2 separate regions of the Homo sapiens genome follow, and region 2 is linked to region 1. A link is a loop called in an ENCODE intact Hi-C map of the cell type or tissue named here. Cell type or tissue: tibial artery. All regions are shown on one strand.

Region 1 (4,000 bases):
CAAGCTCCTGGGCTCAAACGATCTGCCTGCCTCAGCCTCCCAAAGTGCTGGGATTACAGGTGTGAGCCACCACGCCCAGACAAAAGATTATTTGCAAATCATTACTGTTCACTGACAATGTACCTAGTTACCCAAGAGCTCTGATGGAGATGTACAAGGAGGTTAATATGTTGTTTTCATGCCTGCTAACACAACATCCATTCTGCAGCCCATGGATCAAGGAGTAATTTCAACTTTCAGTCTTATTATTTAAGAAATGCATTTTTCTTAGGCTATACCTGCCACAGCAAGTGATTCATCTAATGGAATGAAAATCTTCTAGATAGGGATTCACCATTCTAGATTCATGATTCATGGAAAAGGGTCAAAATAGCAACATTAACATAAGTTTGGAACTTATTAACATAAGTTTGGAAGAAGTTGATTCCAATCCTCATGGATGACTTTGAGAGGGTCAAGACTGCCATGGAGGAAGAACCACAGAAGTGCAGCCTGAAGATAGGACTGAATTGCTGCAATATCATGATAAAACTTGAATGGCTGAGGAGTTGCTTCTTATAGATAAGCAAAGAAAGTAGTCTGTTGAGATCAAATCTACTCCTGGTGAAGATGCTATGAACATTGTTGAAATAGCAACAAAGAGTATTACATAAACTTAGTTGATAAATTTAGCAGCAGCAGGGTTTGAGAAGATTGATTCCCTTTTTTAAAGAAGTTCTACAGTGAGTAAAATGTTAGCAAACAGCTGAATGGCACAGAGAAATCTTTTGTGAAAGGAGGAGTCAACCAATGTGGCAAACTTTATTATTGTCTTATTGTAAGAAATTGCCACAGCCACCCCAACCTTCAGCAACCACCACCCTGATCAGTCAGCAGCCACTAAAAGGGAGGCAATACCCTCTACTAGCAAATAGATTACAACTCACTGAAGGTTCAGATGATCACTGGCATTCTTTAGCATAAGATATACTTTAGTTATGTACATTTTTTAGATATAATGCTACTGTACACTTAATAGACTACAGTACAGTGTCAACATAACATATATGCACAACATAACTTATATATGCATAAGTTATATATAACTTGTATATGCATAAGTTATATATAACTTACATATTCATGTGACTCATTTTATTGTCATATTCACTTTGGGATCACAGTGGTCTGGAACCAAATCTACAATATCTCAGAGGTATGCCTGTATCATACAGGCGGTCAACTTCTCTCCATTTTCTCTGCCCACACTTTTATCCAATCCTCCAACATCTCTCGCCTGACTACTGTAATAGCCTCTTAATAGGTATATTTTCTTTCACTATTGGCTCCCTAAAATCCATATGCAGCAAAAGTGATCTCAAACCACACGTGAGACACCACTTCCACTCAACAACTGGCACTAAGAATAAAACTAAAACTCATGACCAAGTCAATTAAGCCCCTAGAAGATCTGGCCCTTGCCTACCTTCCCCCCACCTCTCTTAACGATTCTCTTCCTCATTATACTCCTGGCCTCTTTCCATCCCTTGAACACACTAACTAGGCTTTTTGCTACTTTGAGGTCTTTGCACTTCTATTTGTTCTGCCTAGAAAGGTCCTCTCTGATGACTTTAGATTTCAGTTCAAATCTCAGCTCAGAGAGGCTGCCCGGACCTACATAGCTATCATTCCCTGTCACTCTCTAGCACGGTGCTTCCCAAACTATCTGTGATGAAGGACCCATTGTTTTTCATTGTCAATCTGTCATAAAACTTTTGTAAAAATTCAATAAAAAATTTTCTTTTAAAAATGTAACTTTAAAAACATATAAAATACAAGCCCAAAATTCTCATTATCAGCATTAACAGTCAAAAAATCTATCATATTACCATAAAAGTCTCTTGTTTTCTGTGTTTATACCATTGGGAACCATTGTAATCAGCACACAACTGTCAGCAGATAAGACTGTGACATTGCTCCAGTGTGCCACCAAGCTAATTCCTTTCACAATACTTGCCACACTCTAGAGTCGCTATTCATTTATGTGTTGATCTGTACCAGACACTGTTTTAGGCACTGGAATTGAAGCGATCAACAAAACAGACAAGATCCCTGCACTCACAGGGCTCACGTTCTATGGTGGAGGCCCAGGGAGGATAGGCTATTGGTCAAGCCGACAAGGCAAAGCCAGCTTTAAACTTAGATTTGACTCCACGGTTTTTCCTGAGTTCTGAAAAATCTTCAGCACTTAGCTAAGCAGTGAAGTATGCCAAATGCATCCTAATCAGGGAGGAAGAAATGAAAGCTGGGATACAATTACTGAACAAACTTAAGTTTTTTCAAAGTTGATATCAACAACAACATCCTCCTACAAAACATGCCTGTGGTCACCGCCAGCTGCAGCATATTGGCATGCATCTGATCCAATGTGGTACTTCTGACTCTCATGTACACCACCATTTCTTCCTCAAAACTACTGCACTTTACATTACGTATTCTTTGTATTGTACACCAACCAAATATTTTAATCAAAATAATTACTTCTAAATTGGTACACATTGAGATACCAACTCTGAGGATCCAACAATGTGGAAGAGTTAAACATCTTCAACGAGTGTCTGGAGCCAACAACAATAAATACAGTTACAGCCATTTTACTCATTTTCCACAGCTAAACTGCCCAGATGTGTACCAAGGCTGCCCTGTGTCATTCCACCCTGTGTGCAAGTTCCTTCACCCACATGTCTCAGATGAGCAGTTAAAAGAGCCACCCAAGATGTAATCAATGCCTAAATACTGCCACCCTAGGGCCAAGATAATGTTAAACCTAACAAATCCATAACCCAATTTCCTGAAGCCTCATCAGCTTGTGATTAAAATAAGGTCCCCATTCAGAACACATCAGCCTCGTCTATGTAGTAAGGCTGGGGCTGCACCCTGAGTTTCTAGAATATGCTCACATTCCTTCCACTGTCATTCAATCAACTCATTATCTCCCCCAAAACTCTGCAGATTGTTATTATTCCCATTTTACAAATGAGAAAACTGAGAACCACGCGTTTAGTAATAATTCTCAAAAAATAAGTTAACATATATTTATTAAATTCTTATATTAAATACAATGTTCTTACCAATGAGTCCCAAACTTGGCTAGGCTTCAAGTCACCCAAACTGTAGTGAACAGAGTTGCCAGGTGGTTCTAATGAAGCCAAACTGGCACTAGGAACCAATGAAATTTGCCATGTAAAAACCAAGTGTACAAACAGAAACATAAAGGGAATGTAGGAAAATGAAATCTACTCATTTCCACAGCCTATGCGGACCGCTGCAATGTTTTAATGTACAATGTTAATAGAATACTGTTTGTGTAGCAATTCAAAAATCACTTCAGATGTTTATGTTACTGTAATCAGGGGATATTTTTAAGTATCCCTTAAAATTAGCAAAAATACCAATTAATGAAATCTGGCATAAGTCTACCTACTCAACTTAGCTGATTCCCAAAATAAGGCAAAGGGCACTATTTAAAGATTTCCATTAATACACTTGAATATCTGAATCAACCTGGATGAAAGAGGAATCTATAACAAGCCCCTACAGTTACTTCTGCAGAAACAATGTGTTCGCTAGCCTTTCCATAATAAATTAAACATGCTAAAAGAACTTCATCTCTGTATTTGATGTCCCTTCCAGCTGCCTTCAAGCATTTGCTCTAATACACACTGAAGACCATTGTTTAGGTATATTTATTAATTTAGAGAAAAAAAATCCATTCTGTCAAGCAAGTACTAAAAACCACACAACCACCTACACAGTTTCGCTTAGGAGGATCTGACTAATCAAGGTGAAGAACTGAAATTACTGAGTGGTTATGTACTAATTCTCTCACTGTTGGAGTTTAAAACGGGTGCCTAAAAGAAGTCTGTATTTGGATTTGCCACATTGCACAAATAGTATATATACGTGTACATATATTTCATATTTATAATTATGCATGTGGATAAGCTTTATACTTTCGATA
Region 2 (4,000 bases), 57 kb before region 1:
AGCCTGGGTGGCAGAGGGAGACATTGTCTCCAGAGGGAAAGAAAAAAAAAATCACTGGGGAAGGGGATAAGATGGGAACTAGGTGGGTTGGGGATATAGAAGGGCTAGTGTGGAGAGGAAAAGACTCCATGGTAGAATAAAGAAGGCCAGGGGGATGTGGAGGAAGGTGAGTACCTTTGGAGGGCTGGCCTTTCCAGGCAATGGCCACAGCTGGCTGCTAACCCTAAAGGTTCTGGAAAATCACTGAAGGCTTGAAAAGGTTTTAAGGTGGCAGGGAGCAGGGATGGGGATCAGATTTGTATTATTATGCACACATACAAATGAACTTTTAAAAAAAGAAGATATTCTCTTTTTTTATAAAATCGTATTTCCTTTGTATTAATCTTAAATCATATAGCTAATTCCTGCCTTAAAATGAAGGTGTCTGACAAAATACAGAGATTCTCAACTGGTTCTTAATAATTATTTTTAAAATTTCTGGGTAGGGGTCTTCATTTGACCTAAAATATTTCATGTGCCACTTTTAGAGGGAAAGTATGAGAGACATATAATTAAACTATTTAATAGGTCAAAAGTTCAAAAATCACCATTCTGTAGGTGCTATAAAAAGTCACCAGCCTCTCTCAGAAAATAAATTGGTTAGACATTTTGCAGTCGATCCCATAACTGCTCCTCTGCTTTCTGCCCAACTAGAGGGTCCCCATCCATCTCATTCAGACGAAAAGATAAAAATGGGAAGCTCCAACCACTGGAAATTCGTGTCCTCAGAAGTGGTTGGGGACGTTTGGGTTTTCTTCGGTTTCTTCAATTTGAACAGGCTTTAAATATCCCTTAGAGCTTCAAAAGCTCCTACCAGATATTCCAGGGGGAAAAAAAAACAAAAAACCTTTTTCTTATTACTTGACCAAAAGCTGGAATTGGAAACACCCTATGGGTCCTGAAAATGAAAGGACTGCCAAGTGTGTGTTTACTACATTAATGCAGAAGTCATGCATAAATTCAGGCAGAATGACAAGGCAAAGCATACAAGGGACACATTCTGTGGTTCATTAAAACCTAGAGCAGATTTTCTTCTTCTTCTTCTTTTTTAAGATGGAGTCTCGCTCTTTCACCCAGGCCGGAGTGCAGTGCTGTTATCGTGGCTCACTGCAACCTCTGCCTCCGGGTTCAAGCGATTCTCGTGCCTCAGCCTCCCAAATAGCTGGGATTACAGGTGCGTGCCACCACCCCTAGCTAATATTCATATTTTTAGTAGAGACGGGTTTTCACCATGTTGGCCAGGCTGATCTGGAACTCTAGACCTCACGTGATCTGCCTGCCTGGGCCTCCCAAAGGCTGAGATTCAGGCGTTAGCCACCATGCCAGGGCTAAAATCTCCAGCAGATTTTCTTCTGACTTCTTGAGGTAAATATTCTAGTTTATAGATTCATGTGCAGAAGAGAAAATGTTTGGCATATTCTTTTTTAATCCCATTCTTACAATTCTTACCGTTTTTACATATCTAAAATATATGTCAGATAATGACACTGACCATTATCTAAGTTAGATAATGACACTGACCAATTCAGACCATGACAAGCCAAGTCGGGCTACACAACCACTGAAAATGTTATTATAGGATAATCAATATCCCTATAAATCAATCAATGAGAAAACAGCTTAATAGAAAAATATTTGCAATAAGACTAATAATTTGGCAGTAGGTTGGAAAGCCCTGTAAAGTATGAAGTTTGGACTTTGTTTTGCTATTATTGTTTTGAAGCAGGCAACACTATACTTCTAATCATTCTCTTGGAATAAAAAGTTTGAATGCTTTGTGTTCTACCATAGCTACATTAAATGTTTAAAAAAAAAAAAGCCAGAGGTAAACGTGCTAGAGATCCCTGAGGTGGCAAGAGCTGTGATTATTTAGAGAGCTGATGTGAAACAGACCTGACCAGGACTGAACCCTGTCAATAAGGTCTTGTTCTTCTCACCCAGGCTGCTTCTCAGACTTTCCAACCACACTGGAACATTCTGAACCAGTAGTGGCACCGGCTTCCTCCTCACTTCCTTGCCAGGCCTCTCGAGTGATAGGGCCTGGGCCGCACAATGAGTGGGAAACGAGCCGAGCGAGGGCTCCTGGTCCCCAGCCCAGGGGGCCCAGCTGGCCGCCCCCTCGTCCTTTCCCCAGGCCCCTGGGGGACTCCAGGAGAGACGTGGTATCTGAGCAGGCAGACGTCCGCCAAGCCAACAGGATGGTGGTTTCCGCCTCCTCTTGAAGCACAGAGCTGATAAAGAATGCTCCAATCAGACTAATGACTGAAATGTCACAGCAAATGAGAACCTACAACCACCATTAAGTTCTGACGCTTGACTCCTCTGAAACAAGGAACAAACAGACTAAATCTGTAACTCATTCAGTATGAACACAATTATTCTGGTATAAAGTCCTGCCTAGGTTCAATCCTTGTTACAGAAAACTCTTTAGTTGTAAAGATAATGTCCCAATATGACCCTTTTAAGTTTAATTTTACACGTGGGCTATTAAGGGTATCTATTTTATATTAAATGCCATACTATTTTGAGCAATCACCATGGCTTTAACATTTTCAAGACACAGAAATATTTTCCTTTTTTTTTTTTTTTGAGACAGAATTTCACTCTTGTTGCCCAGGCTGGAGTGCGATAGTGCAATCTCGGCTCACTGCAACCTCCATCTCACAGGTTCCAGTGATTCTCCTGCCTGAGCCTCCTGAGTAACTCAGATTACAGGTGCCCACCACCACACCCAGCTAATTTTTTGTATTTTTAGTAGAGACAGGTTTCACCATGTTGGCCAGGCTGTTCTCAAACCCCTGACCTCAGGTGATCCACCTGCCTCAGCCTCTCAAAGTGCTGGGATTATAGGTGTGAGCCACCCATCCTACTCTCGCAAGAACTAAGCTAGGAAGGTGGGCAGATATTTGGCATCTCGGGTAACTGAGGCACAGGGGGGTTAGCCAACTTTTCTAATATCACACTAGTTACAGACAAAGCCAGGACTAGAATCCTAGCCACCCACTGTTTTGAAGTAGAAAATAATCTCCTTCCTCCCACTCCTCTACCTGGCACCAAAACATGTCAAAACCCAACAAAATAATAAGAGACCATAAAAGATACATTTTCAAACCAAGTTGATGTAGTCATTTTCCATTACAGGGTATTTTATGGATGAAACAGTGCTTCCAGTTCTAATCAAGTGACCCAAATGCAGAGAAGTCATGTAATTTTAGAACACTCCAGAGCTCAGAGGAGGGAGAAAGGATACAGCACCTGAGATTTTCCCGGTCTGGGTTTTTGGGGGACTGGCACTGCCCATGCAGTTGTTCAGTGTTGTTTGGAGGTGGATTTAGATTGCTGGTGGTTGTAGGTCCAGCTTTGGGGCCAAAGGGCAGGGCACCAGGGTCCCATGGGGCCAGGTTTCAGTGTTCCTGACGCCTATCCTGTTCTTCCGAGGGGATGGACCCTCACTTTTCATGAAGTACTCAGAAATGTTCCAGACAGAGTTATGTAAAAATTAAAGACCAATTCCAGAAATTCACAGAATCATGTTTTGACTACAGTATGACAACTACCTAAAATTCCACAACTATGAAAAGCTGAAAGAAACACAGAAAGTTTCTGTGTTTCTCAATGACCACAGATGGCTAAAAAAAAGACTGATCTCACATCCACACATCCCCCACACACACCCCATCCCAACACCTATGTACGAGGGCAAGCCATCCTCCCGCAACACAGGAAGACTAGCATTTTTCTCCTCTCTTCCAATACAGATGAATAAGTAGCCCAGACAGACAAACGAAAAGGGAACTTTCTTACATGCAATGTGAGAACCTGGCCCCTCTGAACTGCATGCTAAATCATACTGTATGTTTCTACTTAAGCACCCTGTGGCGGCTTCTTTGAACAGGATACGGTCATGGTACTGGGCTAAAGAAACCACACCACTAATAAAACGAATCTCTTTGTTTAGATC

What was found. Hi-C counts contacts between places; a loop is a spot of excess contacts. Peaks named below come from ENCODE experiments on the same cell type or tissue, not always from the same donor. Only the 100,000 strongest peaks of a DNase experiment are listed, where the experiment ranks them.
Region 2: it touches region 1 in a loop (2.1-fold over the local background); 15 of 110 quality-filtered maps call a loop at or near these places.

Annotation. Positions count from the first base shown.
Region 1 is chr6:2,182,927-2,186,926 of GRCh38, forward strand. The region is part of intron 1 of GMDS (GDP-mannose 4,6-dehydratase); the gene reads right to left. Among named protein-coding and RNA genes, the nearest start is that of GMDS, 61 kb to the right of the region's middle. In tibial artery, no CTCF peak of the experiment used is centred here; no DNase peak of the experiment used is centred here.
Region 2 is chr6:2,125,564-2,129,563 of GRCh38, forward strand. All of the region lies in intron 1 of GMDS (GDP-mannose 4,6-dehydratase), which reads right to left. Among named protein-coding and RNA genes, the nearest start is that of GMDS, 120 kb to the right of the region's middle. In tibial artery, no CTCF peak of the experiment used is centred here; a DNase peak (open chromatin) is centred at 2,019; H3K27ac peaks cover 1,829 bases.